Regions from separate parts of the Mus musculus genome. Here region 1 is linked to region 2. Evidence: chromatin loops called from intact Hi-C (ENCODE). Cell type or tissue: heart. All regions are shown on one strand. Each heading gives the region's core, and the rest is flanking DNA. Links, peaks and the distances in the headings are about the cores only. Region 1 has its middle 12 kb from the start of Gm31420. Region 2 overlaps Zfp697 (zinc finger protein 697).

Region 1 (10,207 bases), core at 1,383-9,382, 64 kb after region 2:
TTCTTTCTTTCTTTCTTTCTTACTTTCTTCCTTCCTTCCTTTCTTTCTTTCTTTTCCTCTTTTCTTTCTTTCTTTCTTTCTTTCTTTCTTTTTTTTTTTTTTTGCTGTGAGGTTTTATTCATGTTCCTTGTTAAGTAAACCAGTTTAATGACTTCCAAAGGTCAACTGAAAAAGTCAACCTGTGTACCTATTAAATATACATAGAAGTTAGTATATCTATGGAGGATGTTTTTGGTTTCGAGAAAGGAATATCAGGTGAGTCAAGAGACAGGAGATTCATAATCTGCCTTTAGCCATACCTACTGTAATGGTTGGGGGTCCCTCCGTGTGAAGAGACTAGAAAGTGGGGGGGGGGGGAATTATGCCAAGTTAGGATCTCATCACAGGGTGAGAACACTACGAAGAATGGAGTTTCGAGTGAATTTCTTGAAAGCTAGTTGCTTGAACTTAGTAGAGAGAGATGAGAGCTGGGTTCTGCTGATCAGACTTGATTTAACACCTGAGGTCAGCTCCTGTAGTGTTTCTGTCTGCACGTCGTTACAGCAACCCTCATTCCTCCTCCTGTACTGTGCTTGGTTTTTTGAGCCTGGAACTCAAGTGCAAGCATCCCTGGCTACAGGACTTGGGATGATGGAAATGCATCGTGGCCTTTAACCTTTAGTGAATCCCAGTGATGAACTGGGGACCTGGAGGCGACAACCTTTGTCTGTTAAGAGCCAAATAGTAAACATTTTAGACTTATGTGCTCATACAGTCCTTGCTGGCTTCTCCATTCTGACAGTATAGGGCAGAAGAAGAGAAGACAATAAGAAAATAAATCAACATGATTATGTTCCAATAAAGTTTTATTTACAAAAGCAATTGACTAGGACCAGTACCCTGACACCACAGTTTACTATCCTCATCCCCAGACTGAACTGTTGAGAGTCCTTGGACTTCAGTGTTTTACTTAACTGTGTCTTAGTGTGTGATAAATTAGGGTTGATTTTTGTTTTTTCCCTCTCTCTCTCTCTCTCTCTTTTTTTTTTTTGGTTGTTTTGTTTTGTTATTTTTTATTTGATTGATTGAGTTTTTGAAAACTAAAAGAAAAGAGTAAGAGGGCCAGGCTCACGTGGCACCTCTGGGAAACCAGAAGTCCTGGGCTGGCTACTAGGCGGCAGGTGGTGGTGCTATCAACTAAGCTTACTCAAGAAACCCTGGGGCACTTCTCTAGCAGACCTGGCTGTGTGATATTTCCTAACTCTGTCTCCAGCTTGGAATCCTATATCTACCTACCATCAGGAGTATTTGGAAAGAATGGGGAGGAGCTGAGATGCCTGGCTTTGAGTTTCCCAAGTCTCCATTAAAGTGCAGGTGCTGTGGGCAAGGCATTCATTATCGACTCTCCTGGTTGTAGTCACATTGTCTGATGGCATGGCCGGGCAAGAGGGTTGATGCACAAGCATAGCTGGGTGGGGTCCAAATCCACCTTCCCTTAATGTCTAGTCTGGGGAAAATAGTGTTGAATAACTATGGAGGGCTTCATATGTTCTACAGCCTCAGCTAAAAGTTAAAGTTAAATAAATCGATCCAGGACCACAGAGGCAGAGGCAGAGAGGCAGAGACAGAGAGGCAGGGGCAGGGGCAGGGGCAGAGGCAGATGAATTTCTGTGATTTTTAACGTTAACCTAGTCTATGTAATGAGTCCCAGGCCAGGCAGGGATACATATTGAGACTCTGTCTCAAAAAAAAAAAAAAAAAAAAAAAAAAAGTTTTAAATAGGCATTGCAACATCTTCATGATTTTGCTAACATATCTAAATTATACACAAAATTTATTTCATTATGGCATTTTCATATATTCAAACGTTTTATCATATTCACCCCCGTTTAAACTCTCTTGAGCCTCTCACGAATTTACTGCCTAGTTTGTTCTCACCACCATCAAATCCAGCAGTTCCTACTGTGGGACAACAGACCTTGCCAGGAAACTTGGTAAGGTAGAGTGGGTCTGAGTTCCTGGAAACTGGGTAAGCACCTCCCTGCTTGCTCCCTGCCAGATTCCTGGCCTGCAACACACACCACACTTCCCACATAAGGAAACATGGCCTGTGGTCACATAGGCACAGAACAGAGTTCTCCATGCTCATGAGGTACCTAGAGGCCCTGAGGGTTCAGCCAATGAGCTCCCCTTCTCAGACACTCCTCTCTGCAAAAAGTATTTACTCTCTGGTGCACCCTGAGAAGTTAGTGTGCATCCATTTTCCATGATAAACAACTAATCAACTGTTTGGAGCCAAGGACTGTCTCTTGCACCAAAACCACCATAGGAGCCGGGCGTGGTGGCACACGCCTTTAATCCCAGCACTCGGGAGGCAGAGGCAGGTGGATTTCTGAGTTCGAGACCAGCCTGGTCTACAAAGTGAGTTCCAGGACAGCCAGGGCTATACAGAGAAACCCTGTATCGAAAAACCAAAAAAAAAAACCAAAAAAAAAAAAAAAAAAAAAACCAAAAAAAAAAAAACAAAAAACAAAAACAAAAAACACCATGGGGAATCACGGAGAAAGCCTTCGGGACAGAGGTGCTGCCTAAGTCTCCCATAGAAGGCCTCTCTGCCTTTCCAGGCAATCACCACTACCTTTGACAGTGAGCTAAACTGGAGTTCTCACTTCCTTGACCCCAGGCTCGTTGCTGTAGGCCCCCAACTGCCTCGTCGAGGGCCCATGGAGCCCTGACCCTTCATTCCTGACTCCTCTGTGCAGCATTCTAGCGGCAACTAGATGTCCGGGGGTCAGGGAACCCTAATTTTGGCCTGTGTTCTCCCACCCCAGAGCGGTGCTTGGTGCTTCCCTGAAGCCCAGCACCCAACGGAGGCTTGGGATAAGTTCAGTCAAGCTCCCTGTGTTTTACCTTCCCAGTGGCCATGCCCAGCAGCAGGGCAGAATGCAGTCCCACACCTATTTTCTCTTCTGTGAGGGCAGTGGAGGCCAGAGAGGGTTGGTAACCTCAGGTGATCATCACAAGATGCCGAAGCCTACTGGTGTACAATATGGGTGTGTACAGCCCTCTGTAGCAGGGATTTCACAGCTGATATGAAATATCAGAAAACATGTAGCAAGTAAGACAAGCATGTTAGAAGAGCCGAAGCGGTGTGTAGTTGGTGGCACTTTGTATTAGACAAGGAAAGAATTCTGGGAGGCCCCAGGGTCACTGTGGAGAAGACAGGTTCTGAAGACTAGAGTGGGCATTTATCTTCAGTAGTGGAATCGTGAGATAGGTGTTTGGAGATAGAGAAAGCACCAGGTTGACCATAGATGGGCTAGGTTGGTGAATCAGGAAGAACAATCAGATGATGCAGTTCTTAAATATAATGCATGGCCATTTGATTTCATTGTAATAAATAAGAACAACAGAGCTAACCCCAGGCCTGTGAAGGGGCTTGACAACTCTGGAGGCTGTTGTGCAAGTCAAGCAGGAAGAGAACCAAGGGCTTTGGAAAGGAGAGAAGACTTCAAACCCAATCCCAGCTCTGCCATTTACTAGCTGAGTGACTTTGGGCAGCTTGTTTAATTTCTCTTTTGGTTTCTTCGTAAGTAAAACGTGGGCAGCGTCCATCACACGTGGGTCTGGGGCCACAATGTGCCAGCCTTGTCTGGATGGGCCAGGTAGATATTTTCCTTTCTGTAGGGCGGAGTTTGCTGCCAGTGCAAGGAAGGGGGAAGCGCATCAGCGGTGTGTAAACAAGCGAGCAGAGCTGTGTTCTAATAAAACTTTATTTGCAGACCAGATCAGCTCGTTGAATTTCATATTTGAGTCATAGTTTGTCAACCTCTGCTATAAAAGATGAAGTGAGCCTTTTTCTGAAGAGAAATGGGGGAGGAGTAGATGGGGAGGCAGACAGGAGGTAGGGGTTACTATATTCAGAATGTAAAAAAAGAAATAAAGATTTAAGGAAAGAGAGAAAATAAATGTATCTCTTAAATAAATAAACAAACAAACAAATAAAAGAGTAAATGAAATAATATTTACAAAGCAGTTACTACAAAACAGAATTAAAGCTGGCCTGCTGGGGCACATCTTTACTTCCAGGACCCCAGAGGCAGAGGCACATGAATCTTTGTGACTTCAAGACCAGCAGAGCAGAGCTATGTAGTAAAGCCCTGTCTCAAAAAGAAAAATTCTTTTAATCAGGAATTGAATATTTTAATGATTTTATTAACATATAGAATTATGCACAAAATGAGTTTCATTGTTATATTTTCATATATGCACATATTTTTATCACATTCTCTCCCGTTACCCTCTTTTGTACGCCCTCCTCTTCCCACCCAGTCCTTCTACTTCATGGTTTTGTGGGGGGTGGGGGAGCGGGATGAGTTTAGTTCAGATTGTTTACAAGAGCATGAGTGAGGGATTTGCTGGTGCCTGGGCTCTTTACCAGTGGCTACACCACTGAAGAAAATGTCTCTCCCTGCCAGCAATCATTAACCATCTATATAAATGCTCACAGAGGGGCACTGGCACACCCCTCCCCACTCCGTGGTAGATGTCAGTGGGTCCAGTCTTGTACACATCCTGAACAGATAAAGTGTTGAGTTTAATAGTGTGACAGCCTGGAAGACAGCATCCCATAACACCCCTCACCTTCTGCTCACTCTTATTCCCTGTGCTCCTTCTTTCTCTATGCTCCCCTGAGCCTTGGAGGAGGTGACATGGTGTCCCTTTCAGGCCTGACGTTTCAACACCGTTTAAACAGCCTTTTATTCTCAGCACCTTGACCAGATAAAAGTCTCTGCAGGAACCACTGCCCACTACAATGGAAGCTCCTCTGGCTTGGCACTAACGTAGGGGGATGGAAATAGTTATTTTGCAGGTAATATGGTTTAGCAGGACCTTCACCATCGAGGCCAATACCACCCCTGGGCTCCGGCTTTCAACCACATTTACAGCGCTGTAACTTTGGCCAACTCCTTTCACTTCTCTGAATGGCTCGTACCCCATCACCACAATGCTGTAATTGATACTGATGTGTATATATGCTTATCACTCCTTTTTCTGTCCTGCTGGCTATAGCAATATCCCCTTAAGATGGATTTCAGAACCAAGAGTTTGGGCATTTCTTAAAGGTGCCATTTACTAGCAATATAAGGAAAGAAACATTCCTTGGTTACAGTCATAAACAAGAAGCAGGTCCCGGTCTGGGTTGAGAAGAAAGGAAGCTGTATCAGTCATCCAATCTCTTTCCCTCAAGGCTTGGGGGAGCAGGGGGTAGGAGTGGGGGAAGATGTGTTTGATTCCTGCCCCCCCCCCCCAACCACCACCACCACTGGTTATGGATAGGAACTGTGTAAGGGGATTGTAGTGACAGGGTGCCCCCTACTGAAGATAACGGGGAATTACTAGTTCTATCTGTAATCAGTTCTAGCTGTAGCTACCATTACTATATTCAGAAATCTAGTTTCAGCTAGAGATGGTTGTTCACACCTGCAATCCCAGCTACCAGGGAAGCTATGAAAGAAATATCTTGATTTGGAGGCCAGCCTGTACTACATAGCAAGACTCCATCTCAAAAAGTAAACACAGATCTCACCACTCAAGCTTCTTTGAGAACATTTAACACAGCAGTATTTTGGTAGATTCTTTCTTGCTCTCTTCCTCTCTTCCTCTCTTCCTCTCTTCCTCTCTTCCTCTCTCTCTCTCTCTCTCTCTCTCTCTCTCTCTCTCTCTCTCTTTCTCTCTCCTTCCCCCCTCTCTCCTTTTCTTGTTGGAAGCTCCATTTGTTCAGACAGGGCTCCGCTGTGTATTTCAGACTGGCCTTGAACTTGTGGCCCTCCAGCACCAGCTTTCTAACTCCTGAGATACAGGCATGCACCACCACATATATCACCACCATATATATCTTATTCTTGGTGAAAACACCTTCACTTCAGGCTGTTCTTCACCGGAGCCCATTTGAGGACTATTTCCGCATATTGGCACAGTAGCCAGCACAGACAAATGGGCTGGCCAGGATTTATTTCATTGTTCTTTAGCTTTGCTTAAGTGGCAAGTCTCTCAGGTAACTGTGTTTTATCAGCTCAAATTCTTGTGTATTTCATCCTCTGGGCCATTAGGATAAGAACTCTCTTTGTTTGACTTTACTCTAAAAGCACTGGGCCTTCCACCTAGCATGGGAACCATTCTTGATAAATACCCAGAACCCTCAGGCTGCAGTGGTGTCTACTTCCTGCTTTGATGACCATACAGGGTGACCTTCATCACACAACTGACTTCCCCGGAAGCCTGACTTTTATACCAAGTGGGCTGATCTGGAAAGACAGTGGACAGGGATTGGTGGGACATGTTAGTCGGTTTCTAGATACCTGACCAAGAAGGACTAGGTCTGAAAGATTTCGCTAACTGTAAAGTGTGGGCCTAGGTTTGCTTGCTTGTTTTTAGACAGGAGCTTGCTCTGTAGCCCCTTCTGGGATAGTAATGGATATGAAGCCCATGTTGGTCCTGAACTTGCAACAATCCTCCTGTCTCAGTCTCTTGAACACTGTATCTGGCAATGTTTGTTTATTTTGAACTCTCAGTTTCTCAGTGTTCTTGTCAGGCTCCAGCCAGGGGATTTGCATGTAGACATGATCAGTCAGTATTATCCTCTGAAGGCTTTGCATACGCCGTGGGCATATTAGCCTCCCAACTGCCTTGGAAGATTTGCAAGAACTAGGCAAATGCTCGGTTATGTCTAATGGGGTTCTATCCTGAGACCCAAAAGCTGAGTTGTGGGACTGACAAGTCTTCCTGATTTGCCCAAGACCAAGGGAAACTAGAGGGATGGAACCTTGATTTCCAAATTACTGAGGTCTTGGGTAAACTGGGAGGAGCTGATTGCCTCACTGGTTGAAAGGATCAAGACCTTGTCTGTAATCAGGGTTCAGGAGCATGTAGAGCCATCTAATAGAGAAACCTGAGAGAGACAGGATAAGAGAGACTCTCAACTTGTCTCTTCAGAAATGACCAGGAATCGAGAACAGTACATCGGTATTATCAACTGAGCGATCGAGTCTGGAGTACAGAGGGCCAGGGACCTCTCCCCTGAGTCTAGTGGTTAGGATTTGACACTCTCAGTGGGTCAGGGGTTCCAACAGAACGCCCATCATTTATTCCTTCCTCTTTACATGTTCCACTGTCACACTCAGAGCACTCATGAGACTTGACAAGTGAGGGTGTGGCAAAAGGTCTGAATTGTATCTAAGGACTCATATGGTACATCTGCCGGCACCCTTCCTGAGACATCTGGATGCCTTGGCCAAGGCTCACAGAGAGTTCAGAGAAGAACAACAGAAGCAAGGCAGTAACTAGGGGTGATAAACATACCCATGGGCAGAGAAGGAGAGCGGCAACAGCATCTCTGGTTAGCTGTGAAGCTATGGTGCAACATCCAGGAATCTCAGCGTAAAGACACCCAAAGAACTGAAGTTACGCATCTTGGGAAATTTCCCGACTTACTTGGAGAAGTAAACACCACAGGAACGTAACCAAGAGCTGTTATGGGCGTGAAGGCAGGCGATGGGGATTATTATTACAAACACAACCTGGGGCTATCATTACACAAACTGCCTAGCAAATCTTGAGACATACAAACCATAATCACACCAAGCTATTATGAAAACAAAGCTGCTATCAAGGACACACACTTGAAATAGGAATGACCTGACATAGGTCAAGGTTCAGGGGGGTTTCCAATCAAATGTCTGGGTAACCCCAAATCAAGAAATAGAACTTCAACGTTATCCCAGAGAGCCACCCGCAAGGCTCACCTTCTTCTTCTTCACGGAGACTCACCATAGGTCGGCCTTATCGGTTCTTGAGCTTCAGATAAGTGACAGCCCAGGTAATTCTTCGTTTTCCTGTGTATGAAGATTATCCATGTCATGGCATCGGGCTGTGGTTTGTATTTTCAGCACTGAATGGGAATCCATCAGAAACGTGCATGATAGACTCACCCGTTCTTTCAGGCGGTCATTTGTGCTATTTCCGGCTCGGACTTCCGAGGCAAAGGACCACCATGGGACTTCCCACTGCATGGATTTTTGTTAAATTCAGTACATTTCTGCTGTGTGTGGGTCTGCATGTGCCTCAAGCACCTGTGTGAAGGTCAGAGAACAACTTGGGGACGTCAGTTCTTCCCTTTCTCCACGTGGGTCCTGGGGATTGAATTCAGTGGGCCTTGGCCACAAGCCTTTAACCTGTTGAGCTTCCTCACCAGCCCCCCCCCCCCCACCACACACACACACACACACACACACACACACAAAGGTAAGTTTTGTTCTCAGATCAAGCATTGTTCTGGATCCTAACCTTTTTTTTTTTTTTTTTTTTTTTTTTGGTTTTTTGAGACAGGGTTTCTCTATGTAGTCTTGGCTGTCCTGGAACTCACTCTGTAGACCAGGCTGGCCTTGAACTCAGAAATCCTCCTGCCTCTGCCTCCCACGTGCTGGGATTAAAGGCGTGTGCCACCACGCCCAGCTTAATTTTTTTTTCTTGAATGTCACCAACAGAAGTCCTCGAGATCAAGATTCCTATGCTCTTACAACTTGGCTCTTAAAAGTCCATGAAGTAGCGTCAAAATCCTTATCCCCTTTGGCTGTTGTACTGGCTAGTTTTGTGTCAACTTGACACAGCTGGAGTTATCACAGAGAAAGGAGCTTCAGTTGAGGAAATGCCTCCATGAGATCCAGCTGTAAGGCATTTTCTCAATTAGTGATCAAGGGGGGAGGTCCCCTTGTGGGTGGGACCATCTCTGGGCTGGTAGTCTTGATTCTATAAGAGAGCAGGCTGAGCAAGCCAGGGGAAGCAAGCCAGTAAAGCGCATCCCTTCATGGCCTCTGCTCAGTTCCTGCTTCCTGACGTGCTTGAGTTTCAGTCCTGACTTCCTTGGTGATGAACAGCAATGTGGAAGTATAAGCCAAATAAACCCTTTCCTTCCCAACTTGCTTCTTGATCATGATGTTTGTGCAGGAATAGAGACCCTGACTAAGACAGCTGTGCTATTGGGAAATGGTGAAAACTTGAGTGGATAGGAGGTCACTGTAGAAAGGAGGTCATGAGGGTGTGTCCTTGGGGAAAATGGTGAGATATTCTCTCTCTCTCTCTCTCTCTCTCTCTCTCTCACTCACACACACACACACACACACACACACACACTGTGTACGTCACCTAGTCTCAATAAAGTAAGTGTGTTCCCACCGTAGTCACCAGCCTATGTACAGAAACATCAGGGCCAAGTGACAGTGGACTGAACGGAAGAGCCAAAGTCAGTCTTTCCTCAGTCCCGTTGATTTTCTTAGGGTTCTGTCGCAACCGCAGAAGGCTAGTTAACAGGAGTGAATGGCTTCTCTCTTTCTGGGGAAGTTGAATGTGTTTGTAAGAGAGCTGGCTTGTAGATAATTCATTTCCAGTGAGTGTGATGGGCATGTGTCTGAGATTCCAGCACTTGGAAGACTGAGGCAGGAGAATTGCTGTGAGTTTGAGGTCTAAGTTTGGCTACTTGTTGAGTGCCAGGACAGCCTGAGCTACAGACAGACAGACAGACAGACAGATAGACAAAAGAAGAAGGAGGGGGAGGAAAAGGAGGTGGAGGAGAAGGAGAAGAAGGAGAAAGAGAGGAGAAGGAGAAGGAGAAGGAGAAGGAGGAGGAGGAGGAGGAGGAGGAGGAGGAGGAGGAGGAGGAGGAGGAGGAGGAGGAGAAGGAGAAGGAGAAGGAGAAGGAGAAGGAGAAGGAGAAGGAGAAGGAGAAGGAGAAGGAGAAGGAGAAGGAGAAGGAGAAGGAGAAGGAGAAGGAGAAGGAGGAGAAGGAGAAGGTGCTTACCACACACGTTCAATCCCTGGAACCCAAGTGAGGGTGGAAGGAGAAAACTGATTCCAAAAAGAGTTGTCTTCTGACCTCCGCACACACATGTTGTGGATAGGCCTGGTGCTGTTTATATGTTGATGCTAATTCCACTCTCCTGGGAGGTGTTGCAGACAAGGAGTGAGTCAAGTACTCAAGTGAGTTCTTGTGAACTTATCCCCTAATGAATAAAGAAGCCCATCACTGGGCGATTAGGAGGGACTTCCAGGTTGGATGGAGGAAGAGAGGAAGCAGGAGAGAGTAGGACCTCTTTTTAGATAGGGATAGCATGAGGACAAGATGTAATGACGAGTGTCTCCCAGTTTCAACGGTGAATCCTTTAGGATTCGC
Region 2 (10,207 bases), core at 770-8,769:
GTACTTTTAAAAGTGTGATAGGAAATATTTTAGGATTATGGTCCTTGTGATTTCTGTCACAATTATTCAACTGTGCATGAACGTCTCCGCAGTCAGTTTGTGTGGACAGTGTAGGTGAAACTGCATTCCAGTAAAATTTCACTTACAGAGAGTCAAGTGTATGACACATAATAAAGAAGGAGGATATGATAAAAGACTGGTAGGGATTTAATGACAAATAGCTCATATTGGTTGCTGGATGCCAGGATGCTGTCCAAGGAACCACCATTAAATAAAATAACCTCCAAACAGGGCAGTTCTTACGTATACAACCACACTCACAGAATCTGGTACTCTTGGGGTCATTAAATTACTTAATACTTTAACGAACAGATGTAAAATAGCACTAAAATGGAAAGTGTGCACACATCAGAAACATAGTTCAGATTGTCTATGAACATTGTTTTATATATAATATATATATATAGGGTTTTTTTTCCTTTTCACATATATGTACAGTTTCTAGACTGTAAAAGAGACCGCATGGCTCAAAGGATTAAGTGCTCACCTCCTTCTGCCTCAGGCTAAGTCTTTTAAGCTCCTAAACTTCAAGTTTTTCTTATTAAAGACAGCAAAAGAAGCTGGCTTTTGACCAAAATTTCCCAGGAAATAAATAGTACAAGTGCCTCCAACCCGGTATAAGTTGGATTAAGGAATCTTTAACATTTCAAGCATGAACCACAGGTACAAGAGTATCCTGAAGAAACACAATTCTTCTAAGATGGAAGACAAGAAATAACCAGCTGGGCGCATGGAATTTCATGTAATGCAGGCATGTTCCCTGAAGAAGAGACTAGAATCACATTGTAAATACACCATTCGAGCACTCGGTGTGGCTGGACAGTTTCTTCTGCTAAGGGGTTTGGCTCAGATAAGGAATAACACAGTAGCTGATTCTCTTATCCACAGCGATAGAAAGAACAAGAGAAGTCCATGGGTTTCTACTGCCATTACTTCACGCCATCTTGGTTATCCACAACCCACCAAACCCACTCTCTAACGCTGCTGTTCTGTAAAACATTTGATAATGGCTCTCCTGTGTGTAATAATGGCAGCAAAGGGCCAAAGCAAAACAAAAAGCCCATAAAGTGGTTAAAAATATATATGAAGAATCAAAAGTTGGATTACATTTCATTGGCAAACTCTTGAGAGAACTTAAAACAGGGAAGAGGTAGATGTGCATTTCAAAAAAAAAAAAGGAAAAAAATGAACTGGTTATGGTTGGGGTCACCTGTAACCCCAGCACTCTGGATCAGAGGCAGGGGCAGGTGGAGCTCTGTGAGTTCAAGGCCAGCCTGCTCTACAGGATGAGTTTCAGGACAGCCAGGGCTATGGAAAGAATCCTTGGAGAGAGAAAAACAGAGAGGGGGAGGGGAGGGAGAGAGGGAGAATGAAGACTGCTTACAAATTGGCTGCGTTGTTTTAAGTGGCTCTCATACACTGGGCACCTAGACAGCATGAGTCAGAATAGGCGGCACAGACTTTGCAAGTGTAAGTCTTCACTAAAGAAGACTGAAGAGAATTAGTGTTTTTCAAAACTAGCCCTAGCGTATCTGTTTTCATCTGTGAACAACAGTAAACAGATTAAGTGTACAAGATCAGCAGGTAATATACAAAAGCCCGGATGTTCCCCAGATTTCTTTTTTAGTGTCCCTAGAATGAAAAATAAAAAAATAAAAAATAAAAAAAACAAAAATGCTTCTTTAGAGTCCCCAAAGAAGCTCATTATGAAAATACAAATAATCAAGTATAAATCTCTAGCATTCACAGAAACTTGGCTAAAACTGTAAAAACAATTGTATGGTTTCCCCACCACACTTTCAACTGTGTCCAACAGTTCCAGATTCCCATGAATAATCTAGGGTAATAAATGTTAGTGAAGAAAACTTCACTGCCGGCCACCACACTGACTTCTAAAGGCTAATCTACGGGAGGGAACTTAAGGGTAGGTAACCAAAATCTATACAAGTTATTTGACTCCAGCTCCCTACTAGAAATAGAAGACAGTGAGAATACTGGAATCAGGTGACAAAGGCCAGCTTTGTCAATAAGGACATCTTTGGTCCTTCTAGGCTTTAATTTTTCCATCAAGTGTAAGAATGCTCAGTCTTCTTGCTTTATGATATAAATCAGAGCACGTAAGTCATCCTCGCAACCGAGCTTGGAACACAAAAGGGCAGGCTCCACCATTCATTGCCCTGGGCCTTTCTCTGAAAGGCTTACCACACTCCTCCCCCAGACTTTCCCCAGTCACAGTTTGCAATGCTGATGTATCTCACAGGCATGTGAGAAACACTAACAGTCATTAAAAAGCATAAAGCACTCTGTTAAATACAAAAGTGCTATTTTGGCATCTCGTATAACTGGAAAACATTCACTGTTTGTGCTATTTGGCAATTTTGCATTTCCAACTCTCCCTGACTGTGCCCTCCACGTGGACATGTGTGCCTCTTATATATGGGGGTCGGAGGTGGGGGGTCGGGGATGGGGCAGGGACGAAAATCCTGTTTGGATCACATCTCTCATTAATTTGTGAGTAATTTGGGGGTTCTTGGGGTCAGGGCACACGCATGCAAATGAAGGCACCCCAACCTGTGAACTTGGCTTTCCTGCTCTACACAAATCTACACAAAGCCAGCAAAACTGAGCCAGCTAGTTGACTTTTGTGAACAGTTTCTGAGGCAGCTGCTGACAGTCTACCGGTTTCCTGAAACCTACTCTCCACTGACAGCTGAGACCTGGCAGGCAAGTCCTAATTTACATAGCAGATGGGGCCATCCCTAGGCACCCCTGACCCTACATGAAGCTTGAGCAGTTTCAAGAATTAGCGAAGAAACCGGTGCAGGATTTCCTAAGAGATCTAAGAACCAATGTATGTGGATTTCTAAACTTTTGCCCTTTGACATAACTGTGCAGTTTTTCTGCTCGATTTCCCCAGGATGTCTCAAAATAGCAGCTGGGGCTCATAGAAAGGGAAGTGGATACTTAGCAACCTCTTCTATAGGGATGAGAAGGGTCGTAATAGAGCTGATAAGTGAGGTGTTAGGGCAAACTCAGGCTTACCATGCCCCGGGAGTGTGACATTCTTATTTCTACCCGCTTTTTGTTGTACGCCTGTAACTCTAAACAAATCACCTATCTCAGTTCTCACACAGTCCAAGCCTCTCTACACAGCCCCAAATGCCTTTCCTCGGGGTCCTCCCAACTCTGCTTTTCCAAGCTTTTCACTCTTCGCAGTGTGTATTTAAGTAAGCTATCAAGTCAAGCACATCTTCTAAGAGTTACTTTGAAGGTGGAGGTAGGCACCTCGAAGTAACAACTCTTATTAACCATCTCCTGGGGGGTGGGGTGGCAAACACCAAAAGGCTCCCCCAGACACTCTCAGACTGTCCCTCCTGCCCCTTCCCCAACATCTACAGATCAGTAGCCAGACGACTCCCACCGCCGCCTCATTCGGATGCCCTCCCTAACACAAGTGCAACTTCTGGTGCTGTGCAAGGTGCGTCTTGTAGCGGAAGCCCTTGCCACAGCCCGCGCATTTGTGAGGCTTGTTGCCGGTGTGGATGCGCCGGTGGCGGATGAGGTGGGAGCTCTGGATGAAGCTCTTGCCGCACTCGAGACATGTGTAGGGCTTCTCGCCGGTGTGCGTGCGCTGGTGCTGCGTGAGCGTGGAGAAGTCGCTGAAGCGCTTCTCGCACTGGCCGCAGCCGAAGGGCTTCTCGCCGGTGTGCACGCGCAGGTGGTTGACGAGGTGCGAGTTGCGGCCGAAGCCCTTGCCACACTCCCGGCACACGTAGGGCCGCTCGCCCGAGTGCGTGCGCTTGTGCGTGAAGAGGTGCGAGCTCACGCTGAAGGTCTCGCCGCACTCGGAGCACATGTAGGGCTTCTCGCCCGTGTGCACGCGCTGGTGCTTCACCAGGTCCGAGCGCCAGCTGAAGCGCTTGCCGCACTCGCCGCAGCCGTGCGGCTTCTCGCCGGTGTGGATGCGCTGGTGATTGGCCAGATGCGAGCGGCGCACGAACCCCTTGCCGCACTCCCCGCATGCGAAGGGCCGCAGCGCCGCCGCCGAGCCCGCCGAGCCCGCGCCGCCGCCCGCCGCCGCGTGCGCGCGCCGGTGGCTGAGCAAGTGCGAGCTGAGGCTGAAGGCTTCGCCGCACTCCGGGCACGGGTAGGGCTTCTCGCCCGTGTGCAGGCGCCGGTGCTTGAGCAGGTCGGCGCGCCAGCTGAAGCTCTTGCCGCAGTCGGCGCACAGGTTGGGCCGCTCGCCCGTGTGCAGCCGCAGGTGGTTGGTCAGGTAGGTGTTGCGGCTGAAGCCTTTGCCGCACTCCCCGCAGCGGAAGGGCTTTTCGCGAGGGGGCCGGGCCAGCGTGGGCCCCGCCCCGAAGCCGCCGGCCACGCCCATGCCCACGCCCATACCCATGCCCATCATCCCCACCACTCCTCCGCACTCGCCGGCCAAACCGAAGGGCTCCAAGCTGGCCACGGCGGCGGCCTCTGCCAGGCGGTGGATGCGCTGGTGCTGCAGGAATGCGGCGCCCGGGCTAAAGCTCTCCCCGCAGTCTGGGCAGATGGTGGGCGCGTCCATGATACTGGCCATCAGGCTGTCTAGTTCCCCGAGGTCCATGGCCATGGGGTGATGGAGCCGGTGGAAGCGGCGGTGAGCAGGCTTGTCACCCCGGTGTCGACCGCCCAGGGAGAGGTGACGCCTCCAAGGAAGCACGGGAGTAGGCAATGGATCTTCCTCCTCTATCAAGCGGTTCTCCCCAGCGCTTTCCTCTTCTTCGTCTTCCTCCTCTTCATCTTCCTCTCCCCGCGGACTCCGGGATATGCTGTCAGATTCTGACAGTCCTGGGAACAGAGCCATGTCAGCCACACCAGGCTGGTCGTCCTCTTCCTCACGGAGGATAGCCCTTTCTTCCTCACTCAGCCGCCCCTCTGCAACAGACAAGTTGGCAATGGGGTCAACTAGACCTGATGTGCCAGGAGGGTGAGCCAAAGGAGTAATGCCCCTCCCCCAGCCCCCTTACCCCTACTTTTTACTCGGCCTCTTCCCTACCAGTTTCCTCCTGCTAAGACTAAAGGATAATGCACTCTGCCCCACTGCCAACTCTCCTGGCAGACACCGCCTACTAGACACCCCAGCTTCTGCTCAGCTGAATCACCTGAAGCCTGCGAATGGCTAGGTTTGTACCAGATGGGAATATGTTTCCAGAAGAAAAAAACGAGGCGGGGGTGGGAGGGGGGATTCTCAACCATACTTTCTAAAGCTAGAGCCTCAAAACACAAGTCATGTTAATCACAGAAAGTATGAGACCAGTAGGACTCATCAGGTCCCAGACAGATTCTAAAACAAAACAACAACAACAAAACCATTTGGTCAGTCTGGGAACAACGTGCAAGCATGTCCAACCTTTGACATTGCAACAGTGTTGTCATCTACCAAGTTTGTGCTCAAAAAGCAGTCAAGTCTTAAGAAAAAAAAAATCAAAAGAGCTCATCTCTATAGCACTGGTTCTCAACCTTCCTGATGCTGCGACCCTTTAATATATAATTTCTCATGCTGTAGTGACCTCCAACCCTAAAATTGCTTCCCTTGCTACTTCATAATTGTAATTATGCTTCTGTTATGACTTGTAATGTAATTACCTGTGTTTTCCAAGGGTCTCAGGCCAACCCCTGTGAAAGGGTCATTAGACGCCCACAAAGGGGTCAGGACCCACAGGTTGTGAACCACTGGGCTACACTGACGCGCATGCTTTATAATTTAATTTTGATACCCAGAACCTACAGAATGGACCCCCCCCCCTCTTCTACTCTCCATCTCTGTTCAGTGGGGGAGAGGTCACGAGGGTAGGGGAAGTGGCTAGAGACCCAGAACTTGCTTTCAGGTCAGAAATAGCAAGAGTGGTAACCAGGAACTTGGGCACTTGGGTAATCAGCCTCATGGACATAGGTAGGTCACTTAACCACCAAATTTGCTTCTAGAGAAGGAAATGATGATTTAACTAGAAATATCAATGTACTTCACCCAGCACTGTGCTAAGTCACTCTTTAAAATATATGTGTATGTGTGTATACATATATAAATTCATCTATTATGTATGAACGTGAGTTTATGTGTGCCAAGTACATGCAGGTACCTGCAGAGATGAGGACTTTGGATGCCCTGGAACTGATTCCAGGTAGTTATGAGCAGAATGATATGGGTGCTTAGAACTGAACTCAGGTCTTCTGCAAGAGTAGTAAGCATTCCTAACCACTGAGCCATCTCTCTGGGGTCCAAAGTCACTGTTTAAATCCAACACATCATGGTACTCCCCCAGCATCTATGAGATAGGCCCCAGTATTGGCTGCGATTCCACTGTAGTGTTGTCACAAGTGATCATCTGTAGCAAGGAGCAGCACCTAGGAGTGGCCTTTATTCATACTTACCAGTGTGGCCTCAGTGGCAGATGGTATAAAGGAATGAATACTCATGGCACCAACTTTTGGAGAGCCCACCCCTAGGTCCCCAGGATGCTGGCCCTGGTTGTATGCCAGTGGAATCCAATGTAAATGTGAGTTCTGCCACCTCAGAGGATACTCATTCTTCTCACCTGAACAGACAGTGGACGCTATGTCCCTCTCTCGTGAGTCCCCTCTTAGATCATCATCCTGTGGGTTGGAGTCCACTTCCTGCTCCAGGTGGCCTCTATCTTCTGTGTCCCATGGATTAGAGCCCATTCCTCTTTCTTCTGGGTCCCCTTCTCGGTCCTCAGAGTTCTCCAAGTCAGAATCCATGCCTCTGTCTTCAGAAGTCTGGTATTCACACACACCCTGATTATCTTCCTGTTCCATCCAGCAAGAGAAGGGCAAAGAAGGTAAGCAAGAGTCCCTGCTCAGACAAAACACAGAGAGGGAAAGGTTCTATCAACCTGCATTCAAGCTTTTACTCCGTGTGGTCTTGATTTATCCGTCCAATAAAACACGCTGCATATGCCAACAGCGAGTCAACTCTCTACCACACGCACACCTCGGATAAACAACTGTGTAAAGTAAAACATCTGGGTAGGGGAGGGACAATGGCCACACACTGAGACCACATGCCAGCACTCAGTTCAGTCTACGAAGTAAATGTCTGAGTGTACATTTATGACTTGACATGGATGTCAACATTGCTTCTGTTTGTTTGTTTCACTTTCACTTTAATCCGTAGTACAGGGGGATTGAACCTAGGGCCAGAAGCACTCTGCGACTGAGTTATATCTACAGCTACTTAGTTATTATTTTGGAACAAGACCTTCTAAGTTACCCAAGCTGGCCTTGAACTCATTCTGTAGCCCAGATAGATCTTGAACTTTCTGTCTTCTGCATCCGTCCCCTGAGTGTCTGAGATTCTAGGACTATGACATTTTTCTTTGAACTGTTTAGAGAATCCGTGTTTATTTAGCTTCCTGACTCTGTGCTTGCCACTGACACATTTAGCACACATGGAACCACCACAGGCCATGTCCACCTGGCCACACACTGAATGTGGAGTTTGATGTTTTCAACCTTCTTGATATAAAACGTCAGCAATTCTCTTGCCAGTGGCTTGGGAGTTGAAAAGGCTACCATGGAGTGTTAAACCCTAGACCACTCTGGATACCTCTAAACACTGTCTCCAGAAGAGAAAATAAAACACTTCCATGGATGGAAAAAAATAAAATAAAATAAAATAAAATAAATCCTTAAACTGAAAAAGAAAGAAGAAAAGCCCTGTAGTGGCTATTCCTGGTTGTCAACTTGACTATTTCTGGAATGAACTACAATTTAAAATTGGAAGGCTCACCAGTGATCCTAATCTAGAGGCTGGGAAATACAAGTTTCTGATCTGGATCCTGGCATGGAGATCTTGAGACATAGTGGCTATGAATTCCAGAAGATTAAGACAGGGAGACCTCGAAGTTCAGGGTCATGTGGGATTAAAGGCCTGGTGGCACACACCTTTAATCTGAGCCACATCTTCTGCTGGAGACCTACACAAGGCCATTGGAAGAAGGAAGACTTACTCTCTCTCTTCTCCACCTGCTTGCCATGTGGGACTGAGCAACTGCTAGATCCTTGGACTTCCATTCACAGCTGCTGCTGACCATTGTTGGGAGTTGAACTACAGACTCTAAATCATCAACAAATTCCCTTACTATACAGAGATGACCCATAAATTCTGTGACTCTAGAGAACCCTGACTAATACAAGCCCTAATACAATTCTCTCTAGTCCATGAAACTTCTAGTGTAGACAGGAAGCCATTTTTGCTATCCTTTGCTTCCTCCATTTTGGGAAGCCTGCCCTCCATAAGCCTGAAACATTCTTACAATTATTTAGCTAATTAGTGGAGCCCCTTTATGGGGCCAGAGGGAAAGTACACAAGAATAACAAACATCAATATGGCAACTTCCTACCTAGGACTACTGTCTTCCAAGGCACACTCAGCCTGGCTTTGTGGCAAGGCTCTGCTGTATTTTTAGAAGAAAGCCAAGATGATAGAAACTGTGGCAGGCTTGTTGAAAGCAAGAGCCAGATGCTAGAGCCTGCTGTGCTACAAGCCACATTCACAGTCTGAACTTCATTCAGTGTGGTATGTCAGTTATAGATGAACGTGAAAAGGAACATGTATCAGGGACTACTGGTAGTCCTCCTGCAAAGAAGGAGGAGAAGGGGGAGAAAGGGGAGAAGGAGGGGAAGGAGGAGGAGGAGGAGGAGAAGGAGGAGAAGGAGGAAGAAAAGAAGAAGAAGAAGAAGAAGAAGAAGAAGAAGAAGAAGAAGAAGAAGAAGAAGAAGAAGAAGAAGAAGAAGAAGCCCAACAGCATCAGATTCTGAAGCCCTCTGTGGATGTCCAGTTTGCATCTCAAATGCAAAGCATGCCCTGTCAACACTGGGAAACTGAGCCAAAATAATTAGTTTCTGCCATCCATCATGCTTGCAGCTTAGCTCAAGGAAGGAAAGGCACATCGAGGTCAAGGATCTTGGTCTGTGGTTTGAAGGATACCGCTGTCTAAGCAATCCCCAGAGAGGACTGCAGGAATAAGGCTGTAGACTTGCTCCCGTGCATGGGAAGAAGGGGGGGGGGAGGCAGTAGTGGCTGGAGATGCAGCGCAGATACATCTTGATAGGGTACTTGCCTGGTGTGTAAACCCTGAGTTGAGTCCCAGGCACCGTACAGAACCACATGTGCTCACGTGTAATTGGGATCCCAGCACTTAGGAGGTGGAGGCAGGAGGAGCAGAATCTCAAACAGTGTGTCAGAGAGCAGCTGCACTACAGGAGAGACCCTGTCTCAAAAACAGAACGTGCTAAAATAGAAAGAGCAAAGAAAAGTATGGTGAGCAAGGATGTCCCATCCTTGGCAAGGAGCTTTCCCTCCCCTATCAGGGTCTTCCTTGTCCTGAAAAGCAGGAGTTATGCATTGAGGAGATCCCTCCCCTGGGTGGGGCGGGCCCAACGGAAGTCAACTAGCCTCAGTCAACTAGGTTAAGTCTCCTCAGTGGAAAGAGGGTAGTGCTACTTAACCTTTCTCGCGGGGAGGGCATCAGAAGGAAACTAAAAGGCACTGTGGAAAACATCAGAGAGAGTCTTAGTGCTCTGAGCTTCGAGGCTGTGAAATGGGTACATTGTTCCTCTCCTCTCCGCCCACCTCTCGAAGATAAACCGGCTCATCTGGACAGACACATCACCCCAACAGTGTCTCAGATCTTTCTCCATGGTGATGACATACTCCCTTCTTAGAGTGCAAAGACTGAGCCCTTCCCTTAAATGTCCTAGGGAAGCTGTTGTGTCTGAGCTTAGTCAATAGCATCATGCAGGGCAGATGGGTTCCCTTGGAAGGTGGACCAACTACGCTGCCAAGTTTCAAAGGAAGAAAGGGATATTATTATAGTCGTGAACCTTCTCAGAGGTATACCAACTCCATGTGAGACTTCTGTCCCAAGTCACACTGTACACCACTCTTTTGCCTTCTGGAGGTTAGACTCAACAGTCAGGTACATCCCTTGGATCTGCACATACAGTGCACCTGAAGGTGGTGGTGGAGGATGGGACTCATGCAAGAAGAGGTTTGCAAATGTGACTTATTGGTTTGCTGGGGGTGGGGGGGAGCAGGGGGTTAAGAGAGGTTTTGTTTGTTTTGGTTGGTTGGTTTTTTATATAT

What was found. A loop is a pair of places that touch in the nucleus more often than their neighbours do. Peaks named below come from ENCODE experiments on the same cell type or tissue, not always from the same donor. Only the 100,000 strongest peaks of a DNase experiment are listed, where the experiment ranks them.
Region 1: it touches region 2 in a loop (3.0-fold over the local background); 12 of 42 quality-filtered maps call a loop at or near these places.

What each region holds. Positions count from the first base shown.
Region 1 is chr3:98,358,085-98,368,291 of GRCm38, reverse strand. No RefSeq gene overlaps it. Among named protein-coding and RNA genes, the nearest start is that of Gm31420, 12 kb to the right of the region's middle. In heart, for the core only: CTCF peaks have their summits at 5,159 and 5,364 (motif pointing left); no DNase peak of the experiment used is centred there.
Region 2 is chr3:98,421,929-98,432,135 of GRCm38, reverse strand. Zfp697 (zinc finger protein 697) reads right to left here. Exons shown (of 3, transcript NM_172863.4): 2 at 6,636-6,913; 3 at 187-4,974. The coding sequence starts at 6,876. The coding sequence ends at 3,506. Among named protein-coding and RNA genes, the nearest start is that of Gm4450, 30 kb to the left of the region's middle. In heart, for the core only: no CTCF peak of the experiment used is centred there; a DNase peak (open chromatin) is centred at 4,395; H3K4me3 peaks cover 2,549 bases; H3K27ac peaks cover 997 bases; H3K27me3 peaks cover 1,434 bases.